Regions from separate parts of the Homo sapiens genome. Here regions 1 and 2 are each linked to region 3. Evidence: chromatin contacts called from ENCODE Hi-C or POLR2A ChIA-PET data. All regions are on one chromosome and are shown on one strand. Each heading gives the region's core, a stretch centred on a gene start or an enhancer-like site at or near the end of the contact. The rest is flanking DNA. Distances are from core to core; before and after follow the strand shown.

What was found. Hi-C counts contacts between places; a loop is a spot of excess contacts on that map. ChIA-PET counts read pairs that join two places held with the same protein, here RNA polymerase II (POLR2A). Pooled maps may share reads with other maps.
Region 1: a pooled map shows a loop between it and region 3 (3-fold over the local background). The contact joins two enhancer-like sites. A Hi-C loop is called at or near these places in 2 of 168 maps with a recorded cell type or tissue (PC-3 and head of caudate nucleus), 2 of 37 single-sample maps with no recorded cell type and 10 of 50 pooled maps. POLR2A ChIA-PET finds 5 or more read pairs at or near these places in 10 of 52 experiments (A549, CD8-positive, alpha-beta memory T cell, Caco-2 and 7 more).
Region 2: a pooled map shows a loop between it and region 3 (2.8-fold over the local background). The contact joins two enhancer-like sites. A Hi-C loop is called at or near these places in 1 of 168 maps with a recorded cell type or tissue (endothelial cell of umbilical vein), 1 of 37 single-sample maps with no recorded cell type and 3 of 50 pooled maps. POLR2A ChIA-PET finds 5 or more read pairs at or near these places in 8 of 52 experiments (A549, BJ, GM12878 and 4 more).

The regions. Positions count from the first base shown.
Region 1 is chr17:46,043,185-46,046,162 of GRCh38, reverse strand. All of the region lies in intron 7 of KANSL1 (KAT8 regulatory NSL complex subunit 1), which reads left to right. Among named protein-coding and RNA genes, the nearest start is that of STH, 45 kb to the right of the region's middle. Within about 2 kb of position 1,667, at least 11 of the 41 ENCODE cell types and tissues checked have a DNase peak (open chromatin) inside an H3K27ac peak, as active enhancers do.
Region 2 is chr17:46,264,906-46,268,221 of GRCh38, reverse strand. It overlaps a transcript of LRRC37A not described here and the pseudogene LOC100132570. Among named protein-coding and RNA genes, the nearest start is that of LRRC37A, 29 kb to the left of the region's middle. Within about 2 kb of position 1,906, at least 33 of the 41 ENCODE cell types and tissues checked have a DNase peak (open chromatin) inside an H3K27ac peak, as active enhancers do; they include OCI-LY7, where a contact is called at or near this core.
Region 3 is chr17:46,144,393-46,147,845 of GRCh38, reverse strand. The region is part of intron 2 of KANSL1 (KAT8 regulatory NSL complex subunit 1); the gene reads left to right. Among named protein-coding and RNA genes, the nearest start is that of KANSL1, 47 kb to the left of the region's middle. Within about 2 kb of position 1,610, at least 3 of the 41 ENCODE cell types and tissues checked have a DNase peak (open chromatin) inside an H3K27ac peak, as active enhancers do; they include OCI-LY7, where a contact is called at or near this core.

The DNA of each region.
Region 1 (2,978 bases), core at 418-2,917, 100 kb after region 3:
GGTTTGAATGCCTTCACAGTTCAGACCCAGATTATCTGATGCCTGTCCTTCCTTTTACTATATTTCAAGTTCCTTTCCAGACAGATTATTAAGAGGAGTCAGATTTTTACCCTTTTTGGGATTCTGGCTACAGACAGCGCCACTAGGAAGACTTAGGAATGTTTGTTGGGTTACTCTCTGAATTACTGTGTTGAATTGTATAGTCTCATACTTGAAGAAGGACAGGAAGCCCGGACACTTAAGCACACTCATTGGATATCACCTGCTAAACAGAACAGTCATTTCTTTGTCAACAGCATTACCACATACAGTTGCAAATAACCTCCCCCACCCTCAGATATACCCAGACTGTGTGTCTCTCAGCTCCTGTTCCATCATTCAGCATCTCTACTAAGAGGTTCCATTTCCCTTGAACATTTTCTGTCCTGCTGACTGCAGGACACTATAGATCTGACATGAATGCTGCCCTGCCGCATACCTTACACCTCCCACACCATCATTCAGAGCAACTACAGGCAGCAATGAGGGGGAATGGAAAGAAAGATAGGGAACACTCCCCCTTTTCTGGTCTTTATGGTTTTTATTTTCCTGCATCTAATCCTATTTGTTTTTCTGTCTATGTCTCACACACACACGAAGAGCTTCTAGCTATGGCCCTGGGGTTTGGACGAAAAAGTTGGTCATTAAATTCTCCTTATGAGACTGTGGAGATATATATATATTTTTACATGTAGGCTCTATTAACTACTGTATTTGCCTGTAGATTAATTACACCTCAGTTGGTTGACCTGAAGACCTGATTACCATGTCTAATATTATTCCTGTTGGAATAATTTTGCTTTGACCCAAACAACTGCCACATTCAGAATGCAGTCCATTTGGAAATCAGAAGATTCCCATGGGTGCAGAGATAGCCAACTCCAAAGGGCACCATTCACATAATATCCCGTGTAAATAACACACCCCCTGAAGTCTTGGGATTCCCTGTACATCATTGTATAGCAGTAAATAACAGTGAAGGCTAGCAGCTTGGCATACGACTGTGTAGGTCAAACATTTGTGTGGTAGATTTTACTACTGGGCCACCCTTACAACCTCTTCTCTAGAAGATGTTTTAAAGTGGCAGGATTTCCAACTTTTTTTTTTTTCATAACAAGGTTAAAAATGATTTTGATTCATTGATTCCATATAGTTACATTTATACCAGACATAAAGGCAGAAAATTGTTTGAATGTGATACTTAGCTGTTTTCTGGCCCCATAGGACAGATATTTTTTTAAGTAGTTTTAGTGCTGTTTCCTAACCAGTTTGTGTAGTTTGTTAGAATAACAACCAACTGCTGCTTTTCATCCTGGAGTTGTGCCTCGCACCTTGACTGTACCTCAGCCCCTCTCATTAAGTGTGTGTGGGTGATAGAAATTGAGGGACTGTGTTATAGCCAACTCTACGCCTGGCTGTGGAAGGTGGAGAGACTAGGGTATAATAACCTGTTAGTATTCCAGCAGGAAGGGGGCTTTGTTTTATCACCTCAAGTAATCAAATCCAGTTAATCCTTAGTTGGAAATGTAGAGGATATATAACCTTGGAGAAAAGCTTGTTAACTTTATAAAAGGGGCTTAATAAGAGCACCACCTGCTGGCCATGAAGATCTGTGGTATTTTGAGAGAGCTTGCCAAACCCTGCACATGAGGCTACAGCAACTTCCCAGCAGGAGGAAGAAGTGAGCATTACAAAACACCCGGAAAAAGTGCGCCTGAGAAAATGGTGGAAAGTAAGGAGCCAGACAGCCAGGTGAATCGTGGAATGTCAGACCCTAGTCATCCTGAAGTCAGGGTCTTCTCATTCATCTTTCATTTTGTTTGAGGAAACAGTAACTTAAGGATGACATTAGTAATTCGTCTTATTTTCCTGTTATTTACCTGATAAGGATCAGCACCCTCTTCTCTGAAAATAGCAGTTTACCTATGTGGGTATGGAATGTAGGAGACCTCTAGCTGAATGGATCTCTGGTGTGTTCTCTTCCATTTCATATCCCTTTTTTTGCTTACTTTCAGGTCCCGTATCCAGTCTATTTTAGATTTTTAACTCTTCACAGAACCTAGGTATTATCACTTACTAGTTAGTATATGAACTCAACCAGCAATTCCTAAGATATCTTTTTTTTTTTTTTTTACTGACTGGGGGATCTAACTGGGTTCCTGTTCACTCTTAACATGGAAGCAATTAAAAGGCAACACAGCAAACTTCTAACAAAGTCTAGCAGCTGGAGTTCCTTAAACTGTTTATACTGGGTTTAAAGAGGAATCGCTCTTGATTCCGCTTAATACGTCAACTGGAGAGTACAAGGTAGTGTTCCATGACTTGGGTTCTACAATGTGCCAACTTGCACTTAAGAGCATTTAGTTGAGGGGAAGGGTTTAGGAGTGGAGTTCCAGTTGAAGAGTCATTGACTAAACATTTTAGAGTTGAGAGACTCATAGCAGTCATATAATCTAGCAGTAACAAATAGATGTCCTTTCTTGTGCCTATTCAAATGAATTGACAGTAACTGTCTGGAGTTATTTAATGTATTGTTTGGGAAGAATCTGAGGTCTCCAGTACAACAGGAAAGACAGCTGTGTTTGTACCTCCAGTACAACAGGAGGGTTAGAGAATGAATGCTAGAATGTTGCCAGCCCTGATCTAGCCCCACTGCCTCATTTCACAGGTGGAACTAAAGCCCAGCTGAATGATTTGTTCTTGCTTTCTCCTTCTACTCGAGATAGAACCAGGACCTGAATCCAGGCCTACTTGTTTCTAGTCATTGCTGTTTTCACTATAACCAGGTCTCTCATATCCCTGTCCCTTTTTTTTTTCCTGGCTTCATTTTCAGATTTGGGAGAACGATGGGGGAAAATAAAAGGAAAAAATAAAATCTATGTTTTTTGGAGTTCCATTACATATATATACAAAACATACACAGCCTTTGCCAAGTGGGA
Region 2 (3,316 bases), core at 657-3,156, 120 kb before region 3:
CATGGTGAAACCCCATCTGTACTAAAAATACAAAAAGTAGCACGGGGTGTGGGGAAGGGAAAGCAATACGTAACCAGCCCACATTACAGAACAAAGGTCCTTATCACATTGTATCAGGATTTCCCAGAGCACATGCCTAGAAAGATGTGGGAGTGGGGCTGGGCGCAGTGGCTCAGCCTGTAATCCCAGCTACTTGGGAGGCTGAGGGCAGGAGAATGGCTTGAACCTGGGGGACGGAGGTTGCAGTGAGCTGAGATGGCGCCATTGCACTCCAGCCTGGGCAACAGAGCGAGACTCTGTCTAAAAAAAAAAAAAAAAAAAAAAAAAAGATGTGGGAGTGGGTATTCCCCGCTACCAACCCTCCACACACTCCCCCAAAAAAGCAGCTTTTCTAAACTCAGTTCTGTACAGTCCCTTCTGGCAATGGTGTTTGGTGGTCGCTCACTCCATTTGTCAACATCTATTTATTGACAGCCCGCTTTGTGCCAACAGCTGCCGTTCTCACCCGTGGGGGTGGGGCTGACGGTGCTTAAATCACAGTGGCGGAAATAATACCTGTCGTCTAAATCCTAATCATGTTACAATACTGTCCCCCATCCGTCCCAAAAAAAGACTGGACGACCCACAGCCCGGGCTGTGGCACCCACGTTACAAACGGTGGTATAAAGTACATATGCAGCGTCATTCAGCTCAGTTTCAATACCAGGTTTAAACTCTGGACACGGTTTATTGCAGCTGGAGGAGTCCAGGACTAACATGTGGACTCGGAAGAAGAAGACGTCGGGGGTGAGTGAGGTACAGGCGGTTCATCTTGTACAGCCCGTCCCGATCCACCAGCAGGGTCACCAGCCAGATGCCCGCGCCCAGCACGTCCACGTCATGCACTATCCCGTTCATCGCTGCTTCCAAAAAACAGTTTGGGAACCCCAGTTCCTCTCCCAGTCCCTGGGCGTTGGTTTTTAGCAACAGCGAAACGGCCCGCATGGGTCGGGCGCCCTGGGATCTCGCGTGCAGGATTCTCCGGGACTCGGAAAGGCTCGCGGGGCGGCGGCGCGGCGGCCGGGCTCACCGATTTCGCGCTTGCAGAACGCCTCTCGCCCGTCCATGCCCGCCCGGCAAGCGCAAGCGCAGAGCTCGGCGCCGGGCTCCGCGTCCCTGCGCGGCTGACTGAGGCCGAATCTGAAGCTGAGGCGCGGCGGCGGCGCGGGCGGCGAGCCGGGGGCCGGCACAACGGCGCGCGGCCGGTTGGGGTGGGCAGGGCCGGCGGGGCCCTCGGCGGCGCGCGCGCGCGGCCGGGCGGCGGGGAAGCGTAGGGCCCGTGAGCGCGCGCGTCTCGGGGCTTCCTCCGTCGCGGGCCCGCGGCGCGGCGACGCGCGGTTCTCGGCTTGCGCCAGGCGCGGGCCTGTGGGAGCGTGTGCGGCCTCACGGAAGGTGGCCCGGTTGTCGGCCGGCGGCTGAGGCCTGGGCGCCCCCTCCCCAGATCCCCGCTCCGCTCCCAGGGCTCCGCACTACACCGATCTTACTTTTTCTCTCCACCGGAGCTTCGGGGGATGATCCGACGATTAAACAGAGGAGCCAGAAAGCTCTAGCTGTCATTTTTGCAGACAGGGTTCCCAGGCTCTAAAAGTGAGCCTGGGCTTTTGCTTGCTTTCTCTCCTCTAACCCCTTCTCCACACCCGCGTCCCCGTTCATGCTAATGAGGGGCAGCCTTTGGGGAAACGGGAATCACTCGCTGAGCAGACCATTGGAACAAAACCGAGCCGCAGGGATTTCTCCCTCTTCCTTCCTAAGGGGGACGAGCACATGGCCTCGCAAAGTTGTCCCCGAGAATGTCTGTCCTGTGATCTGCGGGCGAGGATAGCATCACAGCCTAAACTTTAAACTCGTGTGCGTTTGCGCGCTGCGGTGGGGGCAGCAGAGGGTGGGGTGACAAGTGCGGAGAATAAGGGTGTTTCGGGACTGAGGGACTGAGTGGGGGAGAAAGAGTGATGGCCGCTTTTTTCTAGATTAGGTCAACAACAAATAGGAAAATAGTGCTTAAGACAGCGTGGGTTTGTGGAAGGGAGGAGATTCCAGATGACAGAGAATGTATCCTGGAATGTGTATGTTAGGCAATTTCTAGAGACACCAAGTCACTGCTTCCTAAGTTTAGTAAAACTGTTTCATTATATATGACAGCTCACTGTAACCTCTGCCTCCCGGGTTCAAGCGATTCTCGTGCCTCAGCCTCCCAAGTAGCTGGGATTACAGGCATACGCCACCATGCCAGGCTAATTTTTGTATATTTAGCAGAGACGGGGTTTCACCGTGTTGGCCAGGCTGGTCTCAAACGCCCGACCTCAAGCCATCCACCCGCCTTGGCCTTCCAAAGTGCTGGAATTACAGGCATCAGCCACGACGGCCGGCACAGAGGTCTAATTATTAATCAGAAGGTTGCCTGTTGAGGCCGGGCATGGTGGCTCGTGCTTGTAATCCCAGGACTTTGGGAGCCTGAGACAGGAGGATCTCTTGAGCTCAGGAGTTCAAGACCAGCCTGAGCAACATGGAGAGACCCTGTCTCTACAAAAAATACAAAAATTAGCCGGGCATGGTAGCTCACGCCTTGGTCCCAGCCACATGGGAAGCTGAGGTGGGAGGATCGCTTGAGCCTAGGAGGTGGAGGTTGCAGTGAGCCGAGATCGTGCCACTGCACTCCAGCCTGGGTGACGGAGACCCTGTCTCAAAACCGAAAAAAAAAGAAAGAAGAAGAAGAAGGAAGAGGAGGAGGAAGAGGAGGAGGAGAGGAAGAGGAAGAAGAGTAGGAAGAGGAGGAGGAGGAAGGAGGAGGAGAAGGAAGAGAAAAGAAGAAGGAGAAGAAGGAGAAGGAGGAGAAGAAGAAGAAGAAGAGGAGAAAAAAAGAAGAAGAGGAAGAAGAAGAAGAAGAAGAAGAAGAAGAAGAAGAAGAAGAAGAAGAAGAAGAAGAAGAAGAAGAAGAAAGGAAATTTGTCCGTTGAGCATTAAATCAAAGAAGAGAAATTTGCCAAATTGCAGCTGAAGGAGGTGGGTTAATCTACCCTCATTCAGGTGTTGGAGGAATGAATTATCTTCTCCCTCCAAAAGAGCAAACCTCTACAGCCACTGCAAAGCTTGGGTACACCAGAGTCAGGTTCTCCAGACTAGACAGGCCCAGATAAACACTAGTCATATAAACACTAGTAAGTTCATGCCCTCGGGGCCCTGTTCATAGATGTCCTCAGATCCCCTTCTTTCACGTGCTCTTTATTTAAGTCAAGTGGAATAAAATTCACTAGGCTTAAGATTTCTCAGTTACAACCAC
Region 3 (3,453 bases), core at 361-2,860:
GATTCTATTTTTGATCTTTGTACCAAACTTCGAGAAAATACCGTCATATAGTCTTCTATTAACAGCAGTTGCCTCATGTGGAGAACACCTGAATTTTACTTACAACTTCTTCCAATGCTGACCCATTTTGATTTTTATAAACATTTTGAAATATTTGTTAAGTTGGTCAAGCAAGAGATAATGTGATTATGTAGTATCTTATCAGTTGAGATCTTTCTCTCTCTCTCTGCCTCTTTCTCTCTCGCTCTCTTTTTTTTTTTTTTTTTTTTTTTTAAAGAGTCTCACTCTGTCACCCAGGCTGGAGGGGTTAGTGGTATGATCTCTGCCCACTACACCCTCTGCCTCCTAGTCTCAAGCAATTCTTCTATCTCAGCCTCCCGAGTAGCTGGCACTACAGGCGCATGCTACCACATCTGGCTAATTTTTGTATTTTTTGTAGAGACAGGATCTTGCCACCTTGCCCACACTGGTCGTGAACTCCTGAACTCAAGTGATCCACCCACCTTGGCCTTCCAAAGTGCTGGGTTTACAGGCATGAGCCACCACCCCAGTCTGGTTGACGTTTTTCACCTCCTTCTCTTTACAGCATATTCAGAAATTTTAAACCAGTAATACGAAATACATATATTGGTTGATTTTTCTGTTGTATTTTAAGCATATTGACTTTTTAAATCGGATCATATTTTTGCATGCAAGTACTATGGCTTTTCAAGGTCATTCTGATTTGAAACAACACATTTCTTAGTCAATTCATTGGCTCTTTACCCCCTTTTAAAATTTTTTATTTTTTATGTGATTTATTTATTTACTTATTTTTAGTGATGGAGTCTCACTGTGTTGCTCAGGCTGGGCTCAAGCAGTTCTTCTGCCTCAGCCTCCTGTGTAGCTGGAACTACCTAAGGATGTGCACCACTGTGCCCAGCCAGATCTTCACCTTTTCCAAAAAAAGAAACATCTAAATGTGAAACCTTTTAGGCCTGTCAACTTCTTTTTTTTTTTTTTTTTTTTTTTTTGAGACGGAGTCTCGCTCTGTCGCCCAGGCTGGAGTGCAGTGGCGGGATCTCGGCTCACTGCAAGCTCCGCCTCCCGGGTTCACGCCATTCTCCTGCCTCAGCCTCCCAAGTAGCTGGGACTACAGGCGCCCGCCACTACGCCCGGCTAATTTTTTGTATTTTTAGTAGAGACGGGGTTTCACCGTTTTAGCTGGGATGGTCTCGATCTCCTGACCTCGTGATCCGCCGGCTTCGGCCTCCCAAAGTGCTGGGATTACAGGCGTGAGCCACCGCGCCCGGCCTCAACTTCTTGTGATAGACACATACAGAATTTTTCAGCTACTCTCTGCCTATGGGGTAGCCCTACCTTGCAGGAGCAGTCCAAAAAAAATTTTTTTTTTCAATTTAGGATCAGTGTAGAGGAAAGAGCCCTGGACTATCATAAGACTGAGTACCAGCTTGGCCAGTCAGTCACTTTGTGACCTTGATTAAGCTATGTAACCTTTTCAAATTGATTTCCCTCTCTGTAAATAGAGCTGATAAGATGGCTTGCCCTGTTTCCTGTGGTTTTTAAAGAGGATCAAATGAGTGCGTGAAAGTTCTCATGAAAACTAGACGTCTATTCAAATATGAGGTGGTGGTATTCTCAGAAGGTCATAGATGAATGATGCATTTATTTTAGTGCTTTTCACAGTTTAGTCTCAATACTGAGTGCTTACTGAGGGGTTGTATGGAGGCACACTAGTTGTTTCTTTAGGAGATGTCTTTAGCTGCTAGAGTAGAGAACAAAAGAATGAGTAAAGAGGCTTCAGAAAAGCTAGTATGGGCTGGCACGGTGGCTCACACCTGTAATCCCAGCACTTTGAGGGGGCCAAGGTGGGAGGATCACTTGAGGTCAGGAATTTGAGACCAGCCTAGCCAACATGGTGAAACCCTGTCTCTACTAAAAATACAAAAAATAGCTGAGTGTCATGGTCGACGCCTGTAATCCCAGCTACTCGGGAGGCTGAGGCAGGAGAATCCCTTGAACTCAGGAGGTGGAGGTTGGAGTGAACCAGGATTGCATCACTACACTCCAGCCTGGGTGACAGAGAGTCACTCCTCTCAAGAAAAAAACAAGGAAAAGCTAGTATGGATGGAGCACCTCCATGCTCATTTCCTAGAGCTTATGTTTTGTTGTTTGATTTCCTAGTTCATAACAGAAGGGGTTTTGTAAGCTGACCTAGCTTGACAATCCTTTTTGGGTTTTTTGGTTTCAAACATGATCTTATAAAATTATTTAGTGCATTAAAATGTAGACCCAAGTAGCTGCTTAGCTCTTGAGAAAAGGCTGTGTTTCAGTTTAGCACAACAGTGTTTTCAGGAAGATAACTGTTCTAGATAGCTCTTTTTTTCCAAAATTCTTGATTAAGGTTTGGGGAATTTAGAATTATCTCCAGCTATTAAATTATCAAATTGGTTAAGTAGAGGTAGAAAGTTTATTGCATAAATCAGTAGATTTGTCTTCCAAAGAAGCTTATGAAATAGAAAGGGCCAGGAGGTATACCTGTAGTTGAAATATGGGATGGGCCCATAGAGAGTGAGTTGGAAAATGATAGTAAGTGGTTGAACATGGACTTTAAAGCATGGCATGCTCTGAAGTCATATTAGAAAAGTCCTTTGCTTTCATGCAAAACTAGTCTCCGTGGCTTTTCATTGTGTAGATCGGGTTAAAAGCAGAATATAAGAAGCAAGTTTTTGGATGAGATGATAGAACTTAAGTAGTACTTGTCTGTCAATCCTAAAAGAATTATTTCTGGCCAAATCCTCTCCTCTAACCACCAAATAAGGAGCTTGACTTCATTCTCACTGTTAAGAATCAGAAACCCAGTTTAGAATATCCAACTCCTGGTGAACTTTTAAAAATTAATATATATCTTGATACTTTATAATCTATTGTGTGGCATCCAACGAATGTGAGGTAATCTGGGGAGTTAGAAATGCCTTGCATTTCGTGTGGAAAAGGTGTAGTCGTAAGTTTGGCCTGGGAAGGTTAATACTGTCTTTGCACATAGAAAGCTAAGGGCAGTGTCATCATCATTTGTTTGTGAGGAGGGGACTGAAAAAGCAAAATCATCACTACTAGCCTATTCTAAAGGATCTTAATCCCATTACATTTTTCAGATTTTTTTTTTATTATGTAGTATCCCCTGGATATAATCTTTTTGGTGAAGGGGGATGTCTCTAATTTCCACGTGGTACCCCCTGTCATATACAGGTTATGTATCTGGCAGTCTACAGCTGCAATTCATGGCTGTTTATAAAATTTCACCAGAACTTGTCCTGACGTCCTTTTACTTTTGTAAATGATTAGAAAAAATGCTGAGCCTGAGTATGTATTTTTGTATTAAGAGTTCATTTAGAGAGTCCCAGAAATTGGCAGAGTTGATTCAACTTTCTGTGGTTTAAATTTGAATATGCA